Linked DNA regions of Homo sapiens: all the other regions are linked to region 3. The links are chromatin loops, found by intact Hi-C in ENCODE. Cell type or tissue: heart left ventricle. All regions are shown on one strand.

Region 1 (2,500 bases), 85 kb before region 3:
CCAACCCAAGCCAGTCCTTGCGGGGCATCTTTGGTTCCTGCTTGCTCAGTAGGCATCAGGCCTCCTGCTTCTAGAAGCGGCCCCCCCATTTCTCTTTGGGGTATCTACCTTCCTGCATTTGGTGAAGTCTTGGTTGAACTCTCAATCAAAGTACCCCACCCTTTCCAGCTGGAGGATGGGCATTTGACGTGATCTTAGCCAATGAGACTCTTTGAATTCTAATGAATGAAGCCAGCAAACAGCTGGAGGTTGGTGCCTCAAAGGGGTCTCTGCAGCTGGACCACACTCAGCTGCAGGTGCGGCTGGTCTGGAGTCTGCCCGTCCCTGAGGTCTGGGTCTTCAGCTCCCTCCAGAACCTGAGAACCACTCCAGATCCTCTAACTAGTTCTGTTTGGCTCAGGTTAGCTACAGCCTGTTCCTGCGGTCTGTAGCTCCAGAGCAGTGATGACTGCAGGGAGCGACCCTAGTGAGTTGGAGGCACTGCTGGGGCTCAAACTTAGGTCTCCAAACCCTCAGTCCAGTGCTCATGCCCCTGGGGAGAAGCCTCTGGCCTGGGGACAGGGGTGGGACTGAAATGAAGTGGAACCGAAGGGAAGAAATGAGTGTTCTCATCTCATGGTCTGGTGCTGGGGTGTGGGTGTTGGTGGTTTGGCTGCTGGGCAGAGTGTGAGGAGGTGTATAGAACTAGGCAGGCAGGGGTAGGATGCGGTCAATCAGACAGGTAGCCTTTGGCCCTCACAATCCCCTGCCTCTTCCCCAGTACCCCTGGCATGTGGTAGGATCTCTGATCTGGGGTAGAGGGGTGGGGTGGGGGTCAGGGATTTGGTAAACAGAGCCTGTGCCTGACCTGATTCAGACTAACCAGAATGGGTTTGTGACTCCGTGTGGTAGAGGCTTCACAGTGGGACTGTCTCTAACTCACTTTGAAAGTGAAACCAGCCACTCACCAAACATGGGGGCCCCTGCTGGTTCTGAAAGCTCTGGCAGCCTCTTTATTCACCAGTCACCCGAAGTATAAACCAGTTAGCAAGACAGCTTCAAGGTCAGCCAGCCAACTGGTGTGTGCGTGGGCCTCACCAGGCCTTCCAAGTGCGCATTTAGGTAGCCTTCCAGCAAGTCGGTGGGCTGTGAGCTCAGGGTCAGCTCTCCCCCATGTTTGGGTCACCTACCCCACCAGTACATTAGGCAGAGGAGGTTTTTATCAAAGACCTCCCGTACTGTCCTTGAGCATCCAATGCTCACACTGGCACCAGGGCCTGTGGTACAACACTGGTCCTACTCCAAGGCCCCGCAGACAGAAAACCGTGGGGGCGGGCACTCTTCCCCTCGCTGCCCTCTCACTCGATCGCCATCACCCAACGTGGTCAGTCATTGCTGTAATTAAAGACTATTTCAAATCTGAGATCTGTACTAAATATATGCATGCCCCTGTACTTGGCTAAGGCACCTGTGTCAGCCAGGAACTTCAGTTGCAAAAACTCTACTGGCTACTGTCATTAGAAAAGGAATCATTCAGGATATTCTGAAGCTCAGGAATCTCTGGCAGGACCCGCAAATCAGGCTTGGAGAAGCTTGGAGAAGCTTGGAGAGGCTTGGAGAATTGCTGCATCCTGGACACGATGTTCCGACACCACCCTCGCCAGCCTCCAGGTCTTGGAGTTGAGGCTTCTGATTGGGGAAGCCTAATCACACGCACACACTTCAGGACTGAGGTCTGGAGCTGAGGCTTCTGATTGGGTGAGCCTGGTCACATGATCATATTCCCAGCCTGTGGTCTGGAACCCAGGCTTCTGACTGGGGGAACCTGGTCACATGCCCTCCCAGTCAGCAGTCTGGAGCTGGCTTCTGATTGGGGGAGCCTGGTCACATGCTCACTTTCCCAGCCTGTGGTCTGGAACTGAGGCTTCTGATTGGGGGAACCTGGTCACATGCTCTCCCCGCCTGAGGTCTGGAGCTGAGGCTTCTGATTGAAGGAACCTGGTCACATGCTCACTTTCCCAGCCTGAGGTCTGGAATGGAGGCTTCTGATTGGGCAGCCTGGTCACATGCCTATGTCCCAGCTGCAAGGGAGGCTGGAAAAGCAGTTTCAGCTTACTGGTTAGGGTAGGAGACTCCTAAAAAAGGAGATAACTCCAACACAAGAAAGATTTGCAAAGATGCAGCGCACCCAGATGTAAACTAAATATCCAGGACAGCACCTGAGAAGAAACAGGGCTGGCAGAGGGTCCCTTTGTCAATGCCACCCTCAGCTGCACTCCTCCCTCTGAAAGTGGCGCTTCCTCACATATGGGCCGGCTGTGGTGGTGGAGTTTTGTTGCATGTTTAAGTTAGAATTAATGGCGAGTATTTTAAATGGGAGGTTTTCACGTTTTTTTGTTTTGGTTTCTTTGAGATGGAGTCTTGCCTGTGGCCCAGGCTGGAGTGCAGTGGCACGATCTTGGCTCACTGCAACCTCCACCTCCCGGGGTTCAAGCAGTTCTCCTGCCTCAGCCTCCCAAGT
Region 2 (2,500 bases), 180 kb before region 3:
GTGGAGTTTGCCCCCTAGACTTTCTCCCACCACCATCTGCTGCTGCTGGGTGGATGGGGTCTTGAGCTGCATTCCTTCCCTGGGTGGCCTCCTGCTGCTTTAAATACTGACTTAGTCTCTGGAGTCCTAAAAGAAATGGAAGAAAACACAAATAAACGGAATGATATCTTGTGTTCATGAAATGGAAGAATCAGTATTGTTAAAATGTCCATAGCACCCAAAGAGCTACAGATTCAGTGCAATCCCTATCAAAATCCCAACGTCATTTTTCACAGAAAAAAAAAAAAAAAAACCCTAAACGTTGTATGGAACTACAAAAGGCCCTGAGTAGCCAAAGCAATCTAGAACAAAAAGAACAAAGCCAGAGGCATCACCCTACCTGATTTCAAAATATACTACGAAGCTGAGATCTCACCACTGCACTCTAGCCTGGGCGACAGAGTGAGACCATGTCTCAAAAAACAAAACAAAACAACAACCCCAGAAACTCATTTCTCAGAGTTCTGGAGCATGGGAAGTCCAAGACCACGGTGCCAGCAGATTCAATGTCCGGTGAGACCTGCTTTCTGGTTCATAGATGGTGAACTCGTCACTGTATCCTCACGTGGTGGAGGGGGCTAGTTAGCTCTCAGGGCCTGTATTATAAAGGTGACAAGCCCACTTACGAGGGCCCTTCCCTAATGACCTAATCATCTCCCAAAGGCTTCTCCTTCAAATGCCATCACGCTGGAATTAGTTTTCAACATATGAATTCAATATATACGTTCTCAGGGATGTAAACACTCGGTCAATAGCAAATGCCATCTACGTTGGGACAACTCCACGCTTATGCCTCCAGCCTGGACCCTTCCCCTTTTCCAGAATATTCTATCCAAACACTCAACAGCTTCATGTTCAACAGGCTTCTCACCCAAAATGTCCAGGACAGAAGCTTGATTCCTGGATGCTCTAAGCCCACTCCTCCCGCGGCCACCCCCTCCTAGTTAAATGGTGCCTCCATCCGCCAAGGTGCTAAGAATGAAACCCAACATCATTCTTGACTCCCTCAGCAAGTCCTAAAGCCTCTACAATACCAACTCTCCGTCCAGCCACTTCTTACACTTCCCACCATCACCTCCCTGGCCCAAGCCTCCGTCCCCTTGCCTGGACACTGCCATGGCCCCACCGGGTCTCTCAGCGTCCGCCCTGGTGTCACTGTGGCCTATTCCTCATATGGCCACCAGAGGGTGCCTTCTTGATCAGGATTCGCCGGTTTTTCTGCTCGCGCCCAGAAGAAATCCAGTGTGTGAGCGAAGGCTCCTTGGTCATTTTTTCATGGCGCTTTCACCACCTGCCACTGTGATTGTATTTGTTGCTAGCTTGTTTATTGTCTGTCTCCCACCTGGAATGTGAGCTCTCTGGGGGCAGGGACTTCTATTTGTACACTGCCATTTACCCAGAGAAATGGACCCAGAACGAGCTTGTTAACCATGGGATGCTGGCCTGACAGAGGACTTGCTGGCAAGGGCCGATCTTCTCCACCCTTCTCCCCGACTATTCAAGGAACCTTTCCCCACAACCTCCATGTCCAGATGCCCAGCATCAGAAGCCCCTGGACCACCCAGAGCTGGAGGATGGACACCCGGGTCCAGGGCTCCAGGAGAAAGGCAGGAGCCGGAAGGCCATGGGGGAGGGAGGGTGATTTTTCTAGTGAGAATGAAGCCTTGCCCAAGACCTGCCCATGGGAGGAGATGAGATGGGGATGGAGGGGTGCATTGTTTGGAGAGGAGAAGCCGCTCCACTTCTCCCGCCTCTGTGGACTAGCGTAGGGGTCCCCAGAGAAGCTTCATCTGTATTTACAGCTGCTCCTCGTTGCTCGCATTACTGCCTGAGCTCTGTCTCCTGTCAGATCAGCCGTGGCATAAGATTCTCATGGGAGCATGAACCCCGTTGTGAACTGCGCATACGAGGGATTTGGGTTGCAGGCTCCTTATGAGAATCTAATGCCTGATGATGATCTGTCACTGTCTCCCATCACTCCCGGATGGGACCGTCTAGTTGCAGGAAAACAAGCTCAGGGGTCCTACTGATTCTACATGATGGTGAGTTGTGTAATTATTTCATTATGTATTACAATTAATAATAGAAATAAAGTGCACAATAAATGTGTTTGCATCATCCCAAAAGCATCCCCCCAAATCCGTGGAAAAATTGTCTTCCACGAAGCCAGTCCCTAGTGCCTAAAAGGTTGGGGACCGCTGGGCTAGAGCAACGGCTGGTGCAGACCTCAGGGTGTTTGGTGCCTGAAGGTGGACAGGCAGGCTGGGCTGGGACTCTGTTCCTACCCTTCCACGATAAGGTTGGGACTGGGCTAAGAAAGGGAGGGGGTGAGTGGTGACTGCTGAGGGCCTAGAGGGGGCACCCCAAGGTCCAGTAGGAAGAGGATTTGGTTGGGTAGGAAGGGGAGGGGGCTTTGTCCCAGAGCGACGGGGAAGACAGGATGCCACGCGCAATCTGGAAA
Region 3 (2,500 bases):
TCTCCTTCTTCCTCTTCTTTCTCTTTCTTCTTTCTTCTTCCTTATTCTCCTTTTCCCTTCTTCTCCCTTCCTCTTCTCCTTCTTCTCCTTCTCTTCCTTCTCCTCCTCCTCTTTCTTCTTCTTCTCCTTCTCCTCTTCCTCCTCCTCCTTCTTCTTCTCCTCCTCCTTCTCCTCATTCTCTTTCTCCTTTCTTCCTCTTCATCTTTTCTTCTTCTTCTCCTCCGCCTCCTCCTTCCTCTTCCTCTTCCTCTTCCTCTTCTCCTTCTAAAGGAGCAGGAATCTGGATTATTATGTGAAATTAGCTCGCGACTCAATGAAGCAATTTCTACATGGTGCATAAACAGATTGTCTTTACGCTGAGTGACTCCGCTTGGGCCACTAGATTTCAGCCGCTGCCTTGAATTCCTCTCTGGCGCTTTCTAAGCAGACGCTTGTTCCAGGGATTCCACCACCTCTACCCGTGCTCCAGGCCTCCAGAGTGAGAACCAAACACTGCCCAGACAGACAGGTTCCCGGGTACACGGTGAGGCCCTGGGGAAAGGTTGCTGCCAGCTACAGACTGGTTCTAGGACTCTCCCTGGAGGTTGAGAGAACTTCCTGTAGCAGGCACAGGTGTCTTTGCCTTACAGCCCCTGCCCAAGGCTTGGGTGACACTACAGGTCCTCAACGCAGTTGCTTCTAGGGTGAAACGTTCCACTCCCCTCCAACCCCGGCTTGGGTTCCTTCTCTGTCTCCCCACAATCTCCCTGTGACTGTGGGAAGGGACACCCCAAGGCCCATGGGATGCGCTTGACTCCTCATTCCCCGCACTAGTCCTTCCCAACCCCTGGCTCCCCTGTCTACTTCCTGAGGTCCTTCTGTGAGGAAAACAATCCATGATAACTTTATAGACAAACAGACACCAAAACCTGCGTTTCCTGGGTTTTACAAGAGCAAGAGGGCCAGGCTTGCTCAGGGGCGCCCCCTGGCGGTGCCTCGTCCCCCACCGGCCCTGCTGGGCTGGGGGAACCATGGTCGGGGGTGGCGGCTCCCAACCTGTTCTGCCTCAGGACCCAGTCACTCTCCGCAAAATGACTGAGTACCCTAAAGAGTTTTTGCTTATACAGGTTATAGATCTATACTTGCAGCATTAGAAATTGAAACAAAATTTTAAAATGTTTATTAATTCTTTTAATATAATTATAAGCCCATTACACATTTGAATATAAATAACATTCTATGAAAATTAGTTGCATCCTCCAAAAGTAAAAACATTTAGTGACAAGAGTGCTGTCATTTTACATTTTTGTACATTTCTTTAACAACTGGCTTCACAGACTACAGGCGGGACCTTCGAATCTGCCTCCGAGTTCAATCAGTCCCGATGTCACACATCAGTCTCTGGAAAACTCGCCTGTCACCTTATGAGAGAATGAGGGCAAAAAAGGCAAATGATATCTGAGTGTTACTATAAACATGACTTTTGGACCCCCAGGGGTCCCCTGACTGTGCTTTGAGAACTGCTGGTTGGTGTAAGGGTAAGATCGTGGTCACTGTGGCCAGATAGACTTAGGGGGGTGCCAGAGTCTAGGCCAGGCGTGTGGAGGACATGGGGCATGTAGGGGGCTCAGACCTCAGAGCTCCTGTTGCAGTGGGAATTCGGAGCCCTCCCCTCAAGCAAGCTAGGTGAGCTCTTCTGGGTCCTGAGGCAAGATTCTGGCTCCACCTTGGCTCCTGCACTCTTGAGCCTCATCTGTAAAATGGGATGAGAGCAATTCCTCCCTCCCTGGGTGGAGGTGCTGCTTGAACCTCAGAATCCCCGTGCAATGAGGCCTTGTGATGCCATAGCCAATGAGGCTCAGCCCCAGCCACACACCTGGAGATGTTAAAACAGCCTCAAAGCTCATCTTCAGCTGTTCGGTGGCTAAGGAATTGATTAACTTATTGAACGGTTAAGTGCTTACCACATTCTAGAAGTTCTGGGGAAGTGCCTGGCCCTTGGGAATCATGGCCGGCTCCGCAGGGTGTTGGATTTGCTGTGGGATGTCCCCACTGGCCTTCAGGGGCATTCCTGATGCTCTCTGGATTTCCATCTGCTTTCTCTGCCAGGGGCATTTTCAGCTCTCCCTGCAGATTTTCAACCTGCACCCTGAGTGTGTTTCCCCCATCTGCAAAGCACTCTGATTTGCTCTGTGGAGGGCATTTCTATGAGCTGATGAAGCTGTCCCCATCTGTTCTGCAAGGGTGTCCCACCTGGGATGAAAAGGAACCCCCGGCTGCTGTGGAGGGAGGGTCCCACTGTCCTGGGGGAGTGGCTGCACCCACTCTGTGAAGTCATGCCGCTGCCCACTTGCTCTGTGGGGTGAGGTGCACCGGACTCTCTGCAGGAGGAACCCCTGGGCCCATGCCCTGGAGATGGGAGGGCTCCTACCTGTTCTCTGGTAGGAGAGAAAGACTCAGCCTCTCTGGAGATTCCCCCACCTGCTCTGTTTGAACAACGGTATCTTCTTGGTGGTGGTAT

What was found. Hi-C counts contacts between places; a loop is a spot of excess contacts. Peaks named below come from ENCODE experiments on the same cell type or tissue, not always from the same donor. Only the 100,000 strongest peaks of a DNase experiment are listed, where the experiment ranks them.
Region 1: a loop joins it to region 3, with 2.5 times the contacts of the local background. A loop is called at or near these places in 26 of 110 quality-filtered maps.
Region 2: it touches region 3 in a loop (17-fold over the local background); 15 of 110 quality-filtered maps call a loop at or near these places.

What each region holds. Positions count from the first base shown.
Region 1 is chr22:37,161,030-37,163,529 of GRCh38, reverse strand. It overlaps a transcript of IL2RB not described here. Among named protein-coding and RNA genes, the nearest start is that of IL2RB-AS1, 4.5 kb to the left of the region's middle. In heart left ventricle, no CTCF peak of the experiment used is centred here; no DNase peak of the experiment used is centred here; H3K27me3 peaks cover 377 bases.
Region 2 is chr22:37,259,763-37,262,262 of GRCh38, reverse strand. The region is part of intron 2 of LOC107985576 (a long non-coding RNA gene); the gene reads left to right. Among named protein-coding and RNA genes, the nearest start is that of RAC2, 17 kb to the right of the region's middle. RefSeq lists an enhancer at 1,123-1,662. In heart left ventricle, a CTCF peak has its summit at 1,217 (motif pointing right); a DNase peak (open chromatin) is centred at 1,196; H3K27me3 peaks cover 2,500 bases.
Region 3 is chr22:37,076,441-37,078,940 of GRCh38, reverse strand. All of the region lies in intron 10 of TMPRSS6 (transmembrane serine protease 6), which reads left to right. It overlaps LOC124905113 (a long non-coding RNA gene), which reads right to left and starts at 1,853. Exons shown (of 2, transcript XR_007068092.1): 1 at 1,613-1,853; 2 at 1,137-1,400. RefSeq lists a silencer at 944-1,083 and an enhancer at 671-1,172. In heart left ventricle, a CTCF peak has its summit at 966 (motif pointing left); a DNase peak (open chromatin) is centred at 980; H3K27me3 peaks cover 1,566 bases.